Regions from separate parts of the Homo sapiens genome. Here region 2 is linked to region 1. A link is an interaction called in ENCODE POLR2A ChIA-PET data of the cell type or tissue named here. Cell type or tissue: MCF 10A. All regions are shown on one strand. Links, peaks and the distances in the headings refer to the core of each region. The heading gives the core; the rest is flanking DNA.

Region 1 (5,383 bases), core at 65-5,064:
TGGATTTCTCATTACCCACGAAGGAATCATACTTCATGAGTAAAACAAGTCAAAGGAACAAATAAAACTATATTTTGTTTTAATTGGAGGGTTTTGGGTTCAAAATCCTTATGATCAGAAAGAAATAAAATTTCATATATTCATGTATAGGAGGACGCGGTAATCCCAAAACGTTTTTTTCTATAGGTATAACGCCTGTCTTCGTTCGTCAGAGGGCCAGTGGCGCAATGGATAACGCGTCTGACTACGGATCAGAAGATTCCAGGTTCGACTCCTGGCTGGCTCGTTCGACTTTAGTGGAAACTTTGAGGTTTACATAAATGCCCCTTCCCTGGGCACTCATATACATTTTATGTATTTTATCATTTTAATTTTTAAAAGAATTACACAAGATGACAAAAATTTTTATAATATAGACTCCAGCTTCAGTTCACTATTGTTTTACATACATAAGAGTTTTTTTTTTTTAAATCACATCACTAAATTGATAAGTTTCAGAACTGACCAATTTTCACATTGCTTGATAAAACTTAATACAGGGGAATTTTTTTTTCTTTTTTTGAGATGTATCACTGTGTCGCCCAGGCTGCAGAGCAGTGGCGCGATCTCAGCTCACCGCAACCTCTGCTTCCTGAGTTCAAGCGATTCTCCTAGCCTCAGCCTCCAGAGTAGCTGGGATTACAGGCATGTGCCACGACACCCAGCTAATTATTTTTGTATTTTTAATAGAGAGGAGGTTTCGCCATGTTGGCCAGGCTGGTCTGGAACTCCTGATCTCAAGTGATCAGCCCGCCTCGCCCTCCCAAAGTGCTAGATTACAGGCGTGAGCCACCACGTCCGTTTGGGAAAACCTTGTGTCATTCTGTGAGAGTTACGATTGAGAATTCACAAACAGAAAATTTCTAGATAGCAAACAATTTTGGTTTCTTTTCTATCCTTTTCGCATACTCATAATTTCAAGAATCACTTGAAACAAAAATCAAGTCTCTTCTCTGCTCCCTGTCCTCTAGCAATTTTTAAAGTTATTGAAACATATTCCTGATTTGCATTATAGAAAACACCCAAAGAACATTCTCAGCTTACCACATATGCGCCTGAACTTGAAGTTTGTTGATTCCTTCTAAGTTTTGTTGGCAGGACGTGAACTCAGCTATTAAATTCCTGGTAAAGCGAGAGGTACAATATGTGACATATAATAACATGTACGACGTTTAAGAAAACTTTTGGCACCTATAGTCGTGGCTGAGTGGTTAAGCCTACTTTTTAAACATTTAAATAGCTTATTTTAAAATTATTTACCTACATATCTCTAAATAATATGTTTGTATGGACCTTCTGTTGACTTTATATAAGAGGAGTAACTGGTTCACTTTCTTCTTCACACCCCAGGACCCCCGACACACACATGCTCCCTTTCTAAGTCTTCTCATATGGTTATAGCACAATACATGATACTTTAATATTTGTAGCTTAAAATATGACAACTTTATAAACATAATTCAACAAGTGGGCAAAGAAATACATTGTTAAGTTTTCCTTTCCTTGCAATTTTTATTTTTCCCCGGCATTAGTACATAACTGTCTTTTCTTGTTGTTTTACTGCTTAAGCTTCTAGACACTTTTCATTAATTCAACCCCAAGCATTTCGTCAGTTGTCTAAACATTTCTCCAAAAGTTCAAAAGCTTTGCACAGTCTGTAGATTTCATCCTACTTTAAACATGTCTCCTTATGCATCTGTATTAGTTTGAGTAAACAGAAAAATAAGAACAGGAAAAAAAGTGTCACCTACAGCCTGCTCAAATCTGGACATGTTACTATATGTCACATATGGTACCTCTCATTTTACTAGGGATTTAATAATACTAGGTGAGTTCATGTCCTACTAATAAAACTCGGAAGGAATAGCTGAAATAACTTTTGAAGTTTGCTGTAAATATTAGTGTTTGTAATTATGCAGAACGGCGGTTTAGAGTTTTATCTTTGCTCTACCATTTACTAGCTGCATGACTTTGGGCAAGTTAGTTAACCTCTGCAAACCCCAACTTGCAGACAAACCCCAATTTGTCTCATTTGTAAAGTAAGAGTAATAGCAAGTATTTACTTCGTAGAATTGCGAGGAATAAATGATTCAGAACTTGGAATAGTGCATGGTATCTATTAACTGTTCAAACAATCAAAGCTAAAACTACTGCTTTTGTTATTTTTAATCTAATTAGGATAGTAATGTATTGCAACCAGAGATATAGATCTCTGAGAGAGGTGCAAATCAAAATAAGTTCCCTTACGGTGTCCATGACAATTATACCAATTTCCTCCTCCTATGAGGTAGATCTATTTTTGGAAGGGGGAAAAACAAATCCACAAAACGCTCCCTAGCAGAGGATGGTTTCGATCCATCGACCTCTGGGTTATGGGCCCAGCACGCTTCCGCTGCGCCACTCTGCTACGCGAGTCACAGGTCCCAGAGTTAATAGTCACCTTTTTTCTAGCGTGTCAAGTTTCCAAATCTCAAAATTATGTCTTCTCTCTTTTTTTTTTTTCCAGAGCAGTAATCTGTTCGTAATATGGCCATAGGCTTAGACTACTACTAAGAAAAGAGTTAATAAGAAATAGGAAAAAGGTTATTTTAGGTACACTTCTCCGATGTAATGTTTGTCACTGTGTATTGTGTGAATGTGTACAGTAAATACATAAGAGAAAATCTGCTAATATTTCAAATGTCATGTTTTAAAGTCATTGTAAGTTATAAAAATTTAAACACTTCTGAAGAAATAAACGTACTTTTCCTTTTTTCCATGTTGTAATTTGCTAATTCATAATCTGTAGGGGGTCTTGAGCCACATGTGGGGAAAAAAACGGCACATTCATGCACATTTTCAGATAATACTATAAGGGGGTTCACGGAATAGCTAGCCTTCTCTGATGTAATGGTTCATTCCCTGTATGAATTTGAGAAAGTAACTGCATTCAGGTTTTCTGCCTCTGGAAATCAAGTGACTTCTTCCGTGATTTGCAGGGAGGGTTGAGGAAATCGCAGAGATCCAGGGAAGTTCAATGGAATCGCTTTAGCCTGGAACAGCTGATCCAAATATGAAGCAGGTAAGCTTAGGTCATCCACTCAAACCAGACTACGTCTCTGCGAAGATCTGCTAAGCTTCTGAAGGTTGGAGAGACAGACATGGATGAAAAGATAAGGCCGCGGGCGTGGGAGTGAGTATGGAGAGAAGTCCAGGAGGGTTTAACAATAGGGATGAGTTGCTGAAGAGTATAATTCAGAATGTTTGCAATAAAAGAGTGAAAACGTCTCTATAAACCCGGAAATAAGCCCCAAAATACCATAACATATTCCTGTATATATCTTCCTACTAAAAAAAGAGAAGGGGGTAGTTTTGAGGAGGCTAAAGTAACTGAGTATACAAGTGCCTAAGAGAAGCAGGAAAAGCAACTTTTTTCCCCCTGTAATATGTAATGTACTCCCCGCCATACAGTTATCTGAGCCAGCGAGCTAAAAACTGTTGACCCCGACGTGATTTGAACACGCAACCTTCTGATCTGGAGTCAGACGCGCTACCGTTGCGCCACGAGGTCTCCGGGACACCTACGTTTTATTTACCTGTCAATCTGATTCATGAAAATAATTTCGGTACTGGTGAAGACCAGGCAGCTATTAACAGATACAAAATAGTGCCTAGCTGCTTCCCTCTCGGTAAAATTGCTGTCCGCCCAATCACTGATTTTCTCTGCCTCTGAATTGCTTCATTTTCACCTGTTCTTGTTTATATTTCATTCCGTTTCTTACCTAGTTTTCCCTGTATATTCCAAATATAGACGTCTTGGGAGTTTCGTTGTTTTTATCTTTATAGAAATACATTCTGTTGAAGGTCAGTCGCTTTGGAATGGGGTTGTAGAGAGGAGGTAGCGAAGAGGGAATAATGAGGATCCTTCCTCTCCCAACTCCTCATTAAGGAACTCTGATCAAGGTGAGTTTTAAATTCGTTTCCAAAGTTCACTGCAGGTCACAACCAGTGTTTCCGTTAACGAATTCACGCGGGGGCTGGCAGGTTGTTTGTGCTGCATCTTTTCTGAGAGATAACGGCGCCTCCCTGTAGCCTCCGTTCTCAGCTGATGAGAGAGTTGATTTCACACCCCGATAATTCTTCAAAATCAGATCGCTGGACCTGAAACTGACCCTAAAAAGAACAAGAAATCCTGTCATCAGGAGTAAGTGGGTTATTCTGGCACTGTGCTTTGTTTGGCTGGTTAAAGAACCTGCCTTGGGTAACCAGAGATCGGAGTTTTCTAAAGTCAGCGGGGTTTGTCTGGGGACCCCGAATTTACATACAGACGATCTCCGCAAATAGTGCAGGGGCCGCTTTGAACTCTTAGGAAAAGATATTCCAAAAAGTGGTCCACTGCTATAAAACACTCATCTTTCTCTGAAAATTAAGGACCCCCCGCCTCGCCCCACCCCGCCCCACCTTTTCCCCCGCCTTGCTGTGGACTAGAGAAAGGTTTCCCTGTCTTAATTCTGAAAAACTGTCCAAAGCCCAAGGGCTCCAGCTGGCGATTGTTAAGGACCATAAATCCTAAATTGAAGGAGTTTGTGTTTGACCTGTAGATATCAGAGTAGCTTTGGTAGGTTGTGTGCTGTTATTTGGCTGTTAACAAGCTAAGGTCATTCTACGGGGTTGTGGAAAGAGATTAGGGGGCTTGGGTGAGGGGTGCGTTGGGAGTCAGAAGCAGTGGGCAACGAAATGAACGGGCGTTTCAGAATATAAATAACCGAGGGCTTAGGAGGATCTGCAGCAGCTTACAGAATGAAAGGATACTCCAGATTTGGTGTTACCAGAGAATCCTGTGTGATCTGCTGTTGACTGAAAGTTGAAATACATACTTTTCTCATCTATAAAATTGTGATAATAATATCCACCTCATAGGACTGTTGTGAGTTTATTTACGTATTGTGCGCTAAAAGAGTTTATACATGCTTAGAAAGATGCCTGGCACATCAATTGCTCTCAATAAATGTTAGTATCACTATAAAGTTTGGTGAAATTCTTACTTTGTTTTTTGTTTTTGTTTTGTTTTGTTTTTTGTTGTTTTTGTTTTCAGAGACAGGGTCTCTCTCTCTCTCTGTTACCGAGGCTGGAGTGCAGAGGCTCCAACACAGCTCACTGAAGCCTCAACCTTCAGGGTTCAAGCCATTCTCCTGCCTCAGGTTTCCTAGTAGATGGGACTACAGGGCCACCACTCACAGCTAAAGTTTGGTGACATTCTTAAATGCATTTGGTGTAGCCTCATTCAGCAGAGAGTGTAGTAAAATTTACATTTATCAATTCTTGATTTCTTCCATAAATTTACATTTTGGTGTTAGCAAACAAT
Region 2 (5,333 bases), core at 1-5,000, 130 kb before region 1:
ATCCTAATCCCTGGAGTCTGCAAATTCCTGGAGTCTTTGTTAGGTAACATGACAAAGGGCAACTAAGGTTTCCATGGAATTAAGGCTACTAATTGGCTGACCTTAAAGTAAGGAGATTATATTGCATGTTATGAATTAGCCCAATATAATTACAAAGATTCTTAAAAGTGGAAGAGGGAATTGGAATAGAGAACTAGAGATATGGCAGCATGAGAAAAATTTGGCCATAAATTGCAGACTTTGAAAATGAAAGAAAAGGACCATGATCTAAGGAGAGAGTGGCATCTATCAGTTAAAAAGGCAAGGGAAAAGATACAGGCTCTTTATTTCTTTACTTAATATCAAGCCAACACCTTGACACTTTTGCTCAGTAAGATCTGTGACTGAGTCCCAATTTTTAAAACTATATAATTACAAATTTGTATTTTTTAATCATAAAATGTGATAAATTTTCAAACCAGCAATAGGAAACCAATACACCCATGCAAGTTTAAAGACTGAGTAATGTACCAGCCCCAGCCCGGGACCCTACAGCTGCTGAGATGTTGATGCGTAAGAAGAACTGGATTGCCATTTATGAACTCCTTTTTAAGGAGGGAGTCATGGTGGCCAAGAAGGATGTCCATATGCCTAAGCACCTAGAAATGGCAGACAAGAATGTGCCCAACCTTCGTGTCATGAAGGCCATGCAGTCTCTCAAGTCCCAGGGCTACTTGAAGGAACAGTTTGCCTGGAGACATTTCTAGTGGTACCTTACCAATGAGGGCATCCAGTATCTCTGTAATTACCTTCATCTGCCCACAGAGATTGTGCCTGCCACCCTACACCACAGCCGTCCAGAGACTGGCAGGCCTCCGCCTGAAGGTCTGGAGGGTGAGCAACCTGCAAGACTCACAAGAGGGGAAGCCGACAGAGATACCTACAGACGGAGTGCTGTGTCCCCTGGTGCTGACAAGAAAGCCAAGGCTGGGGCTGGGTCAACAACCGAATTCCAGTTTAGAGGCAGATTTGGTCGTGGGCCTGGTCAGCCACCTCAGTAAAACTGGAGAGGATTGTTTTGCATTGAATAAACTTACAGCCGAAAAAACTTAAAAAAAAAAAATTCAGTAATGTATTAACTAATGTTCTATTAAATTACAATTTTATATATATAATACAAATATGTAAATACTATTAAAATTATTATAGAAGCATGTAAATTCTTCCTAAATATCACAGTCTCACAGAGTTTTGATATTGCTGGCATTTTAACAGCAGCAATTTACAGTTCCTTTTTGTTTAGTTTCTACATATTTGATTTCTTTTCACAGTAGAAGTCCTAACATTTGCATGCCTAGCAGGGCATACAAATTAACTAACATGTACCCAGTAGCCTTCGAACTGAAGACTCAAAGATACAGGGGAAATCATACATTTTTATGCTTAGATTCAACAAAGTAGGGACAGCTGTGTAGAAATATGATTGGACACAAAGGGTACGAGCTAATGCTAATAGACTGAGCTAATGATAATAGCCCAGCAAGGCCTGTCTATATTCTTGGACTTTCTTGGGCAGCATTCTCTCCTCCTGGGAATAGGACAAGCCCTCTCTTGAATCGGGGTCTTATGACCTACAATCAAACGAGGTAGGCCAGGCAATTTCTTTACTGCCAGTTTTTACACAAAAAGGCAGAAGGAAAGTTGGATTCATATTTTTTAGGTTTTATGGCTAGCTTTGAGTCTAGCTTTGGTTTATATGTTCCATCTTGGGAAGGAAGCAGTCTAGTTCCTATAGCTAGCTTCGGGGAAGAATGGGAGGGAGAAAGAGGAAGGTAGGAGAAGGAGAAAAAGTTACTACGGAGGCCTTCATTTTGTAGCATTGTTTTCTGAGTCCCAACACCTTTTATTTTAAAAGCCTGTAGGAAGTCGCCTATTTAATAACTTGGCCCATTACACGTTGCCAATTCTCTTGTGATAAAGGCTGCTACCAGCATCAAAGAGAACAGAAAACTAACAATAGAGAAGTAAACATTAACACACCAGTGAGTTTCTAGGTTTAGATGTGCGAGTTGGCTAGATATTTAAATGATAATTATAAATTTTAATAAACAGGGAAGAAAGAAAAATAAGCCAAAAATGTAATACGGGCGTCCACAGCGAGGACCAGAATTCATGGGATCAAAAATTTTTTTTTCTTTTCTTTGAGACGGAGTTCCGCTCTTGTTGCACAGGCTGGAGTGCAATGGTGTGATCCGGGCTCACCGCAACCTCTGCCTCCTGGGTTCAAATGATTCTCCTACCTCAGCCTCCTAAGTAGTTGGGATTACAGGTATGCGCCACCAGGCCCGGCTAATTTTGTATTCTTAGTAGAGATGCGGTTTTTCCGTGTTGGAGACTGGTATTGAACTCCCGACCTCAGGTGATCCGCCCGCCTCAGCCTCCCAAAGTGCTGGGATTACAGGCGTGAGCCACAACGCCCGGCGGGATCACTAATTATCCGTGTTTTTCTCTTCGGGAGGAAAATCCTTTTGGTCAGATTTCCCTTGGCTTGGTGGTGGAGAGGGTGAGATCTTGCAGTTTTCAAACACTTCCTAAGGGGGTTCCGTCCCCAAGAGAGCAAGCAGCAGAAATGCCAGAGGAACCGTGCCTATGGGGACAAAGCTGAACTCCTCATGGAAGGAGATTACTGCAGTTCCGGTCTTGTGAGCCAAAGCTCCTGTTCAATCGTCCTAGAGCATCCCAAGCAGCAAATGATTTTAAACATGTTAATGTATTTAATCTCATTTAGTTGTTAAAATATGCCTAAATTTCCTCTTTGGGAACGCAAGACTTGCAGAGATGACTCCATGGAGAGCGGACTCTGCCGGCGGGAACTGGAGTCGTTGGTGACGTCATCCCAGTCTGATCTGTGAAGGGTAGGGCCAGCAGGCAGCACCAAAGTTCCCGTATGCGCGTTTTCAGTCTTCATTTAGGTCCGAATTCCCGGCATATAAGAATACTACCGTCGCTTGTTTTTCAGATTTTTGCGGCTATTTTCGTTGGTGTGTTGGTCATGTCTGGTCGCGGCAAAGGCGGAAAGGGACTGGGTAAAGGAGGCGCTAAGCGTCACCGTAAGGTCCTGCGAGATAACATCCAGGGCATTACCAAGCCTGCCATCCGGCGCCTTGCTCGTCGCGGGGGTGTCAAGCGCATTTCTGGTCTCATCTACGAGGAGACTCGCGGGGTTCTGAAGGTGTTTCTGGAAAACGTGATTCGTGATGCTGTGACTTACACGGAGCACGCCAAACGCAAGACAGTGACAGCGATGGATGTGGTCTACGCGCTGAAGAGACAGGGACGCACTCTTTACGGCTTCGGCGGCTAATGCTACCGCTTAAACGACTCAGCATCTCGACTTCCCAAATCAAAGGCCCTTTTCAGGGCCGCCCACAGTTTTCCGCAAAAGAGCTCATGACTTGTTAGACGATTGGTTGGTCTCTTTATAAGTTAATTGTTCCTGTCAACAGGTACGTATATTTTTCAGCCGTTTTTTTTTTTTCGTTCCAAATTACATTTGGGGTTTCGGCATACGATTTTTTAGGCTACGATCCTTTTATGTTTATTGTAGTAGGGCCTTAGATTGCACTGAAAAGGCTAGGGTAATAGTGTCTGTTTACCTTACCACTTTTATTTTGAGTACCTAAAAATGCATGGTTTTCGACATAAGTGGGAAAACCGCAAGACACTGCGTAACCGCTCAAAATGGCGGAGAGCGAAGAACAAAGCCGGTGCCTGGCAATGGGCCGGACCCGCGAATTAGCGCAACCAATCATCTTCCTGGAAAGGAGTGTGGGCCTTAAATTCTAGCGGCCTGTTTTCTATTACTTAACCTAACGACCGAGTTTAGGTGTGTAGAAGTTCCTGGGGTAGATAAGCTCACGCAAGGAGAGGTTGCAAGCATTCATTTCGGAATTCTATTAAGCCAACCCAGTTGTCCCTTAGAAGTTATGATATTTGCTGTTTTTTGAATAAAAGAATTTGACTCTCTTTAAACCCTAAAGCTTGAAATTTAGCATTTATCTCACATGAGACAAATGTTTAGGAACTCATGTTTAGGAACTCATGTTCCTGCCTGAGGCAGGAACTGAAACACCAGATCACTTGCATCGAGACCGTGAGACTCCCTATGTTTCATCCATCATGATTGCGTCCTTATCCCTCCCTGATTTCCTGTTTTCTCGCCCTTCTCGCTACATAAGCCCCCCAATTTTGGTCGGGGAGACGGATTTGTGATTTCATCTCCTCCCTCATGAATACTCATAGAATTTTTCCAAACCTACTGAATCTGTATGTAAGGTTGACTCTGTAAGGCATATATATATTCCAGCTCCCCTTCACTGCCACAGAGCGCTCATTCCATCCTGGGATTACTTCTCCCTCTGAAAATAAAGTCTTTGTTACTTCCTGCTTGGATCTCATTGTCTATTGTTCAAAAAAGATATGTCGTCATTCCACAGTTATGCCCCAGATGTCTTGGAGATGTGGTTTGTTTAAAGAAGGATCCAGCCATAACTTCCGTTGTGTCTCCAGTTTTCTTATCTAAAACAGGCTCCTCTCCCCTACTTCCCCATTTTTGAACATTGATTTCTCGGAGACCAGACTTACAGAATGTTTTTGTTTTGCTTTTGTTTTGTATTGGCTTGATTCTTAATCGTTTTACTTGGCTTCTGTACTCCCCATGTCCTGTAAAGTACAAGTGACTTTCATACACTTAATTGAAATCGGGTGAATATGCCTGTCAGGAACAGTTTACAGATGTAATGTACATAGTACACTACATCAGAAACACATGATGTCCGGTTTATGTAAATTCCAAGTGATAGAAAAATCGCAAGTTTGGGCTGGGCACAGTGGCTCATGCCTCTATTCCGAGCACGTTGGGAGGGCAAGGTGGGTCGATCACCTGAGGTCAGGAGTTCAAGACTAGTCTGGCCAACATGGTGAACACCTGACTCTATTAAAAATAAAAAAATTAACTGGGCATGGTGGCAGGCACCTGTAATCCCAATTAATCAGGAGGCTGAAGCAGGAGAATCGCTTGAACCCAGGAGGAAGAGGTTGTAGTGAGCCAAGGTGGTACCACTGCACTCCAGCCTGGGCAACAGAGAAAGACTGCCAAAAAAATTAAAAAAAAAAAAAACCGTTGGTTTAGGGTGATAGTTCCATTGAAAATCAGATTTTTCTTCTAGCCAGCAAGTTGTCCGTAGGCTGATACTTTGAAATCAGGAAAATAAATAGTTACTTTGAATGTCATTTTTAAAAAGTGTGAGCTCGTGCATATATATGAAAAGCATCATGTTATTGGTGCTAAGGCA

What was found. ChIA-PET counts read pairs that join two places held together with the same protein. Peaks named below come from ENCODE experiments on the same cell type or tissue, not always from the same donor. Only the 100,000 strongest peaks of a DNase experiment are listed, where the experiment ranks them.
Region 2: POLR2A ChIA-PET joins it to region 1 with 21 read pairs; 24 of 35 experiments call an interaction of 5 or more read pairs at or near these places.

The regions. Positions count from the first base shown.
Region 1 is chr6:26,327,927-26,333,309 of GRCh38, forward strand. TRR-ACG1-1 (tRNA-Arg (anticodon ACG) 1-1) reads left to right here and starts at 214; the gene lies at 214-286. TRX-CAT1-4 (tRNA-iMet (anticodon CAT) 1-4) reads right to left here and starts at 2,446; the gene lies at 2,375-2,446. It overlaps TRW-CCA3-2 (tRNA-Trp (anticodon CCA) 3-2), which reads right to left and starts at 3,589; the gene lies at 3,518-3,589. LOC101928743 (a long non-coding RNA gene) reads right to left here and starts at 4,032. Exons shown (of 3, transcript XR_241992.5): 1 at 3,801-4,032; 2 at 1,084-1,161. It also overlaps LOC124901288. RefSeq lists a silencer at 3,946-4,127. In MCF 10A, for the core only: no CTCF peak of the experiment used is centred there; DNase peaks (open chromatin) are centred at 215, 2,455, 3,115 and 3,585.
Region 2 is chr6:26,201,614-26,206,946 of GRCh38, forward strand. H4C5 (H4 clustered histone 5) reads left to right here and starts at 2,997. Exons shown (of 1, transcript NM_003545.4): 1 at 2,997-3,408. The coding sequence starts at 3,032. The coding sequence ends at 3,343. It also overlaps the pseudogene RPS10P1. RefSeq lists enhancers at 2,785-3,034, 3,045-3,184, 4,505-4,584, 4,635-4,734. In MCF 10A, for the core only: no CTCF peak of the experiment used is centred there; DNase peaks (open chromatin) are centred at 2,928, 3,768 and 4,438.